Linked DNA regions of Mus musculus: all the other regions are linked to region 2. A link is a contact called in ENCODE POLR2A ChIA-PET data. All regions are on one chromosome and are shown on one strand. Each heading gives the region's core, a stretch centred on a gene start or an enhancer-like site at or near the end of the contact. The rest is flanking DNA. Distances are from core to core; before and after follow the strand shown.

Region 1 (2,718 bases), core at 193-2,692, 110 kb after region 2:
CAAAGCCACACTGGGCTTTAGGAAACCCTCTATCAAAAACCCAACCCAAACCAAACCAAATCAGCATCACCATAACCACCACCACCACCATGAAGCTTAAGGTGTGGCTCAGTGGTGGAGCACCTACCTAATGTATCAGGCTGCTGGCTCCATCACAGGCATTGTAAGAATAATAATTCATACTAATAACGTGGGGCTGTGGTGGCATATGCCTATAATCTTACGCTTGTGAGGGTGAGGCAGGACCTGGGCTACACAGTAAGACCTGTCTCTAACAAATAAGCAAACACAATGATTAAAAACCGCTAATGTTTGTCTCACAATATTTATATTAGTTAATGTGTCCCCAGGGTCTTGCACATGCCTGGACCATAATAATGCTTCCTACAGAATTTTGATCTTTTTGGTTTTCCTTCATATGGTTGGCCTTGCTTTCTGTGTAGTTGAGGGTGACCTTGAACTTCCTGGGTGCTGGGATTATAGGCATGTATGACCAAGCCCAGGGCTTTGTGTATGCTAGGCAAGTACTGCTAAGTGTTCTCTCACTGAAACCAGTGCTAGATTGGCAGACAGCAAACCCCAGCCATCTTCCTGTTTACACCATCTACAGCACTGAGGTTACAGGAGTTCGAGGCCCTATTCAGCTCTTTTATGTGGATGCTGGGGATTTTAACTCAGATCCTCATGTTTGCCATGCAAGAGCTCTTGCCCGCTGATCTATCTCAACAGCTCTTTCTACCATCTGTTGCTCCATTTTTTGAATGTATGTCTTGCTTGAATAATTGATGAGTAAATGATGATGGCTTTAGTTTCCTCCACAGAACTCTAACCCCTTTGGGCGGATTTCCTTCTGCAAAATGTGATCATAGCCACCCTAGGATTGGTAAGTGTGATAAAAATGTAGCTCAGTTCACACTGTTTGTGCCTAGCACGGAAGAAAAACTTCATTCCATTCTAGCTCCCGATAGAACTGGGAAGGTGGAGGCCAGAGGATCAGAGAGGTTATCCTTGGCTACAGAGTGAGTACGAGGTTAGCCTGATCTACATTAAAACTGTCTTTAAAAAACACAACAAACAAACAAACAAACAAACAAACAAACAAACAAACGGGGGCCGGGGGGAGCGGAGAAGAAGGCGGAAAGAAGTTATTTGGCAAGTGTGAAGTTGTTTACTTAAGCTCGCCTTTGTTCTGCTCCAGGCTCTGGCAGCAAGTCTACAGCCAGAGATTGGGATGGGGGAGGAGCTGGGATGAGGCGGGGTCCATTTTGGGGGTGGAGCCAGAACGCAGCAGGGGCGGAGTCAGAAGCTGCGGCGCCGCGGGGCCTGGACCGCCCAGGACGTCCCGTATTTTGAAGGCCCCACCTTCTTGGGCGGGGCGTGTATGCTGATTGGCAGATGATACTCAGAGGCAGTCTTCATTGGTTCGCCGTGCTGTCTGCTCGGCGGGCGGTGCCCGGACGCAGGTGCTCGCCGGAGCCGGAGCAAGCCGCTGCTGACGGGCCGGGCCGGGCCGGGACCCGGGCCAGGGAGAACCGAGGGGCCTGCGCGGTCGCCCGGCCCGGCCGCGGAACAGGTAGGCACGGAACAGCGAATGGGCCTGACCCGAGTATGTAGGCAGGTTTCCCAGGTTCCGGGTTCGAGCCTCCGGCTGAGTACTCGAGCGGGACAGATAGGGCGCTACCCTTGGCCTTACTTAGCCCTGCTCAGGACGCAGGCACCTCAATTATCATTTCAAGGTTGGTGAGAGGTCTCCGAGCCTCGCCACGCAGGAGAAACCTCTGTGAGCCTCGGTTTCCCCATCTAGGAAAAGTGGGTCATCTCGGAGCCAACATGATTTAGGAAATGGCTGATGAGAAAAGCGCCTGGCATACAGTAGGAGGTCAATAAGTGACTAATGTCACTCTGAAACCCTCTTCATAACGGTTCTGTTTGGGTGATTATTAACATTATAAAGAGTTGGGGCGCTTCACAAAAAGCTACTCAGTGCACTGTACTGAAAATGTTGTTTTTCAAACAGTAGTCAGGGACTGCCAAGATAGCTCAGCTGGTCAAGGTGCTTGTTGTCTGAGTTCAGTCTTGAGGTCTCATATGGTGAAAGAAAAACTGACAACAGAAAGTTGTCATTTGGACTCCATAGACACACCCTTGCATGAATATACACCACATACATATGCAAAAATACAAGCAAAATAAATATAATTGAAAACACTTTTTTTGTTTTGTTTTGTTTTTCGAGACAGGGTTTCTCTGTATAGCCCTGGCTGTCCTGGAACTCACTTTGTAGACCAGGCTAGCCTCGAACTCAGAAATCCGCCTGCCTCTGCCTCCCGAGTGCCAGGATTAAAGGTGTGCGCCACCATGCCTGGGGAAAACACTTTTAAAAAAACTCTGTAGTCAGAATTAATGTGGTTAGTGGGAAACATACTAGGTAGAAGTATTAAAAGTAATTCCTTTCATCTAAATGAGTAAATTGAAGTTCAGGGAAGTTAAAGCTGTTGCCCAAGGCCATACAGCAAATAGGAAGTAGAGCTTCTGGGATTAGAACTTAGTTTCTGGACTGGGGGTCTAGCTCAGTACTTGCCTAGCATGCACTAGGCCCTTGTTTTATCTCAGTACTGCCAAGAAAAACAACACACACACACACACACACACACACACACCCTAAAGTAAGAAAGAGATGGATGAGGCCCAGAAAAGCAAATTAACTTGAATCAAGAC
Region 2 (2,700 bases), core at 114-2,613:
AGTTAAATTTTTGCTTTCACAGCCTGACAAGAAAGATCTCTGCTCAATTCTCCAAGGAAAGTTCAAGAGAACAGCAAATTTAGGGTTGTTTTTTCACGTTTGTTTATTAGACAGGGGTTAACCTGGAACCCATCATGTAGATCAGGCAGGCCTTGAACTCAGAACTCAGCCTGCCTGTTTCCCGAGTGCTGGGATTAAAGACTGTACCACTATGGCCAGCCTTGGGTTTGGTGGAAGAATGTCAGGATGAAGGCAGCAAGCACGGCCTGCTCACCGCTTGGCGATCTCCTGGTAGCGCAGCTGTAGCTTCGCCTGCAGGTCTTGCTGTGGGAGGAGAGAAGAAGTCAGAAACTAGGGAACCCCAGGATAGGGTTAGCGAACAGAAGTAGCCAGTTAGGGTAAGTTTACAAGTCATGCATATGAAGAAAGGCAAGGGCATGGCTTACAAAACTTTAAGGCTAAGTTTCCAGCCTTTCCAAGATCTAACCTAAAAAGCCTTCCTTTTAAAGAAAATCTCCTCTGTATATGGGTCAATATACTAAACGTGCTTACCCTAACATTATGGGAATTCTCACCCAAACAGTTGCTTACTAAGCTCCAGTGCTAGATATACCTCCTTTCTTGGACCCTAAATTATCTCTCCTCTTATCCATCTCCAACCTCCCAGGAGCTGCAGAGATCTACAGCTTCCCTGACCTCTTTGTTTTCTTCCAAAATCTAAAAACTGGTCCTCAGCCTTCCAAAAACAGGGGCACAAGATTCCAAGCTGATAGCCGGGCGTGGTGGCGCATGCCTTTAATCCTAGTCGGGAGGCAGAGGCAGGCGGATTTATGAGTTCAAGGCCAGCCTGGTCTACAAAGTGAGTTCCAGGACAGCCAGGGCTACACAGAGAAACCCTGTCTCGAAAAAGAAAAACAAAAACAAAAACAAACAAACAAACAAAGATTCCAAGCTGATACGGGGGATGAGGAAACACCTGGTCTCACGTGGGAGACAAATGAGGCGAAGAGAGAAAGGGATAGGAAGAGGGGCGGGGCGGGGGGGAGCTAAAGCCAGGCAATCTAAGGCCAAGGAAATCCCAGTAACCCGGCCAAAAACATTTAGGACCTTGAGTCTGACTACTGGAGTCACAAATTCAGGGATCCTGGATTATCCACTGAACTAAGGAGATGTTAAGGGGGATAGGATTCAAGGGCGTACAGAACCCAAATCCTTCCCGGCCCGGATCGGAACAGCACACGCACCCCAGACGCCCAGTTCCGCAGCTTTTGGATAACGCGAGTAGCGGACGCCATATTCCTTCCGCTCCGAAGGACGCTGGTGACGACTCTGTCCCGAGGATTCCTGGGTACCGCGTGCGGTCTCGCGAGAGCGAAAGTGAGGCGTGGTCAGAGCCGACTATAAAAGGCATCCCCTGCTCACGTGACTCCTCTCCGCCAGATCGCCGCCATCATGGACACGAGTCGCGTGCAGCCCATCAAGCTGGCTAGGGTGAGGCGACTGCGGGTGTTTAGAAACCTGAATAAAGAGAGAAGAAAGCTGAACATGTCGAGCCTAACTTTCCCTTATTTCCTGTAGGTAACCAAAGTGCTGGGCAGGACCGGTTCGCAGGGACAGTGCACGCAGGTGAGTGATGGGAACATTCGGACCACTTCCTGGGGTCGGAGCGGAGTCCTCCCGAGTACCAGGATTATAACTGGATTTGGTGACGTTTAATTCTAGTAGCTAGGTTCAGGGAGGATATGACTTTGTAAGAAACGCGGATACCGTAGTAAGACTGCCTTTGAAAGCTTTGGTGGTTTTTTGTTGGGGGGGGGGGGGTGTTCTAGACAGGGTTTCTCTGTGTAACCCTGGCTGTCCTCGAACTGAGAAATCCGCCTGCCTCTGCTTCCCAAGTGCTGAGATTAAAGGCGCGGGCTACCACTGCCCAGCTAAAAGATTTGGTTTTTAAAGAGGTGGAGTTGGCGGGACCTGTGTGTCAGTAGTAGACTTGCTTACCATACAAAGAACCCGAAAAAACTTGAGTACTGAACTCAAAGCTAGTAATTAAAGATGTCTAAGGAAGTTCACTTGGAGTTCCAGTCAAGCTTAGGCTACAAAATGATCCAGTACCGAAAAAACCTGGGCCACTGTTGATAGTGTGCTTGCCTCGGTCCACCACATAGAACAAGAACGGTAGGGCATCTCACCTACTCCAGGAGACAGACAAGCCTAGGCTAAAGATGCCCTGACCGTTCGTTCCCCTGGCTTATACCCAGGTCTCCCATCACAGCTAATTAAGAAACTAAGGTAGGGGGACCCGTAGATCAGGGCCAGCCTGAAGTAAGTTGGAGGCACCCAGATAAAATTGTAAGTGGGGAGGGTGTTGTAATTCCAGAAGGATCACAGGATTTCAAGGTCAGATCAGGCTACAGAGACCCTATCATGTGAGTGATTCAATGCCTTTGGTCTGGCAAATGAGACCTTAAGAGTAACAAATGCTTGTAACTGCTGAACCATCTGACCTGACCAGCCCCTGTCCCAGGCTCTGGTCCATATTACCTTTCCACCCCACTAGTAAGTAGCAGCATTTAACTCTTGTATTGGGCTTGTAGGTGCGAGTGGAATTCATGGATGACACCAGCCGCTCTATCATCCGAAATGTCAAAGGCCCCGTTCGAGAGGGTGACGTGCTCACCCTATTGGAGTCAGAAAGAGAAG
Region 3 (2,700 bases), core at 181-2,680, 66 kb before region 2:
AGCAACCACATGGTGGCTCAAAACCATCCGTAATGAGATCTGGCGCCCTCTTCTGGAGTGTCTGAGGACAGCTACAGTGTACTTACATATAATAAATCTTTAAAAAAAAAAAGAAACTGCTGGGTGTGGTTGCGCACGCCTTTAATCCCAGCACTCGGGAGGCAGAGGCAGGCAGATTTCTGAGTTCGAGGCCAGCCTGGTCTACAGAGTGAGTTCCAGGACAGCCAGGGCTACACAGAGAAACCCTGTCTCAAAAAACCAAAAAAAAAAAAAAAAAAAAAAGAAACATACTATTTATTTATCCAGTTATGTATGTATGTATGTGTGTGTGTGTGTTTCTTTATTTATTTAAGACAGGGTCTCTCTACAGAGCCTGGCTGCCCTGGAATTTACTTTGTAGACCTGGTTGGCCTTGAACTCAAGAGATCTGTCTGCCTCTGCATTCTGAGTACTGGGAACTGGGATTAAAGGCGTGTGCCACCAAGCCTGGCTTCTAGTTTTGTTTTGATTTTTTAATCTAAAAGATTGTTTATTGACCTGGGCATGGTGGCACAGGGTAGCCCTAGCATCTCTGAGTTCAAGGCCAGCCTGTTCTACAAATAGAATTCCAAGACAGTCAGGGCTACACAGAGAAACCCAATCTCGAAAAAACAAAATAAATATATATGTAATTTATGTGTTTTATATATATATATATATATATATATATATATATGCTTATATATATAATACGTACTATTGGGTATTATTTATATGTGTAAAGATATATGTTTATGTATATAATACATATTGTTTATGTATAATATATAATATTGGAGGCAGGAGGGGCACAGAAAACTTTGTGGCGAATTAGTTCTCACCTTCCACATTATATGAGTTTCAGGGATAACCAGTTTGCTATCCTCCCGGCCCTACTCTAGATTTATGACTTTATTACATCTCCAGATATGGGTTCCACTTTTTCTTCTTTGAGGACAGGTCAGCGCCATCAACCAGCTTCCACTTTTCGGACCTGAGAAAGTGGACCAAGAGCGACCTCGGTGTAACAGTCTCCAGTCTACAGGGTTGGCGAGGAGGTGTGCAAGTTCAGCAGTATCCGCTAGGTGGCGCTCGCTCCGCCCCGACCCCGCTCAGGCACATGCGTATTGCCTCCCCCACGCCACTCCTCCACACAAGCGCACTTCTGACGCAACCAGAGACCTCAGGAAGCCGCGCTCGGCGCTCGGGAGGGGGAGAGGGAGAAAAGAGGAAGAGCGGATCCGGAAGTAGGATCCAAGGGGTCTAGTTCTGGTGCTCTAGCGGACTAGAAGAGTCGCGACTCAGGGGGCGTGGCCCCGGAGGCGGAGGGCACCGTGATTGGCTCGCGACCGCGGCGCCGGCGCGGATTGGCCTCTGCGGATTGAAGTGCGTTGACTGCGCGGAGGTTGAAATTCAAAAGTGGCGGGTGTGGCTGATTGGCCTGGCTCCTGGACAGCCTGGCTTCGGCGTTTTGCGGCGCGAGCCCTTGAGAGGACGCGGGTCTCATCGTCCTGCCTGCTGCCTTTGCACCCTTTCTGTGCGGACCACCATGGACGTGCAGGCGCAGGTGAGTGCGGCGGAGACGACCTCGCGCCAAGATCGGAGGACGCAGGCCGGCCGCCCGGAGACCCGCGTCCCGGGGACAGGTCGGGGCAAGCCGTCCTGCAGGGGAGGGTCGCACCGCCTCGCGCCCAGGACACCAGCGGCCGAGTCAGTGAGGGCAACACACACACACACACACACACACACACACACACACACACGGCGAGGTCCCAGGACAGTCGCAGCGACGTTGGCCCGCCATTCCAGTCGTGCAGGCGCGACCATCCCGTGTCCCTTATCCCCCTCCAGCATTTCCCATTTCGAATTCTCAAGCGGATTCGACATGTTTGTGCTTCTCAGTTCTTACAGATCGCCTTGTGGGAGAAGCGAGGGTTCTGAAAGAGGCCTTGTCGCTTGTCCGCAAAGTACCTTTCTTGCTGATGACCTGTTGTGTTGCTGCTGGATCGGGATAGAGGAAGGGGAGAGGAGAAATGGGGGCATCGGCCCAGAGGATCCTTATTCCCTCGCCTGCCTCTTCCTTTTGCTCATTTGGACTGCTGACTAGTTTATGGGGGTGCCCTTCTTCACCACAAGCATCTGAGGCGTATGTGTGTGGCAATTAATGGACTGATCTCTCTGGTGTCAGGAAAGACCGGCCTGCATTCTTTGTTTACCAGCATTTCAGTCTAGACTGACTCACAGTCGGTGTTCAGCTTGAAGAGACTTTCTGGTATACTCACAGCCAAAAGGGAGAGCACTGCACTGTGACAGGTGACAGTTAAAAAGTAAAATAGTTTTTCTCAGATTTGTTCCTGCAGTATTTGCCAAGCATCTTCTGGCCCTGCACAGCTGTACTTATGTAGGAGACAGGAGTCCTAGCTACCAGTGAGCTGACACTCCCTGGGGAGACAGACATAATACAATTTGTATCTCTATTGGGAGGGAGTGAAGGACAGTAAAGGTTCAAGCAGATGGAAGGGGAAGAAGAAAGCTAGGAGGAACAACATTAACTAAGGTATGGAGAGTTAAAACTGGAAGGAAGAGGTCTGTGGTGCAGTGCTAGGCGAGCATCCAAGAAACACCTGGGTCTATAGTCCCCTGAACCAAAAGCAACGAACCATCCTGAAGTCAGTTGTGCAC

Evidence for each region. ChIA-PET counts read pairs that join two places held with the same protein, here RNA polymerase II (POLR2A).
Region 1: POLR2A ChIA-PET joins it to region 2 with 35 read pairs in Patski. The contact joins the promoter of Marchf2 here to the promoter of Rps28 in region 2. POLR2A ChIA-PET finds 5 or more read pairs at or near these places in 4 of 5 experiments (Patski and embryonic stem cell).
Region 3: POLR2A ChIA-PET joins it to region 2 with 35 read pairs in embryonic stem cell. The contact joins the promoter of Kifc1 here to the promoter of Rps28 in region 2. POLR2A ChIA-PET finds 5 or more read pairs at or near these places in 3 of 5 experiments (Patski and embryonic stem cell).

Annotation. Positions count from the first base shown.
Region 1 is chr17:33,717,401-33,720,118 of GRCm38, reverse strand. It overlaps Marchf2 (membrane associated ring-CH-type finger 2), which reads left to right and starts at 1,442. Exons shown (of 5, transcript NM_001252480.1): 1 at 1,442-1,573.
Region 2 is chr17:33,823,225-33,825,924 of GRCm38, reverse strand. It overlaps Rps28 (ribosomal protein S28), which reads left to right and starts at 1,363. Exons shown (of 4, transcript NM_001355384.1): 1 at 1,363-1,491; 2 at 1,579-1,626; 3 at 2,595-2,700. The coding sequence starts at 1,453. It overlaps Ndufa7 (NADH:ubiquinone oxidoreductase subunit A7), which reads right to left and starts at 1,353. Exons shown (of 4, transcript NM_023202.4): 1 at 1,245-1,353; 2 at 275-324. The coding sequence starts at 1,295.
Region 3 is chr17:33,889,363-33,892,062 of GRCm38, reverse strand. Kifc1 (kinesin family member C1) reads left to right here and starts at 1,430. Exons shown (of 11, transcript NM_001195298.1): 1 at 1,430-1,585. The coding sequence starts at 1,568.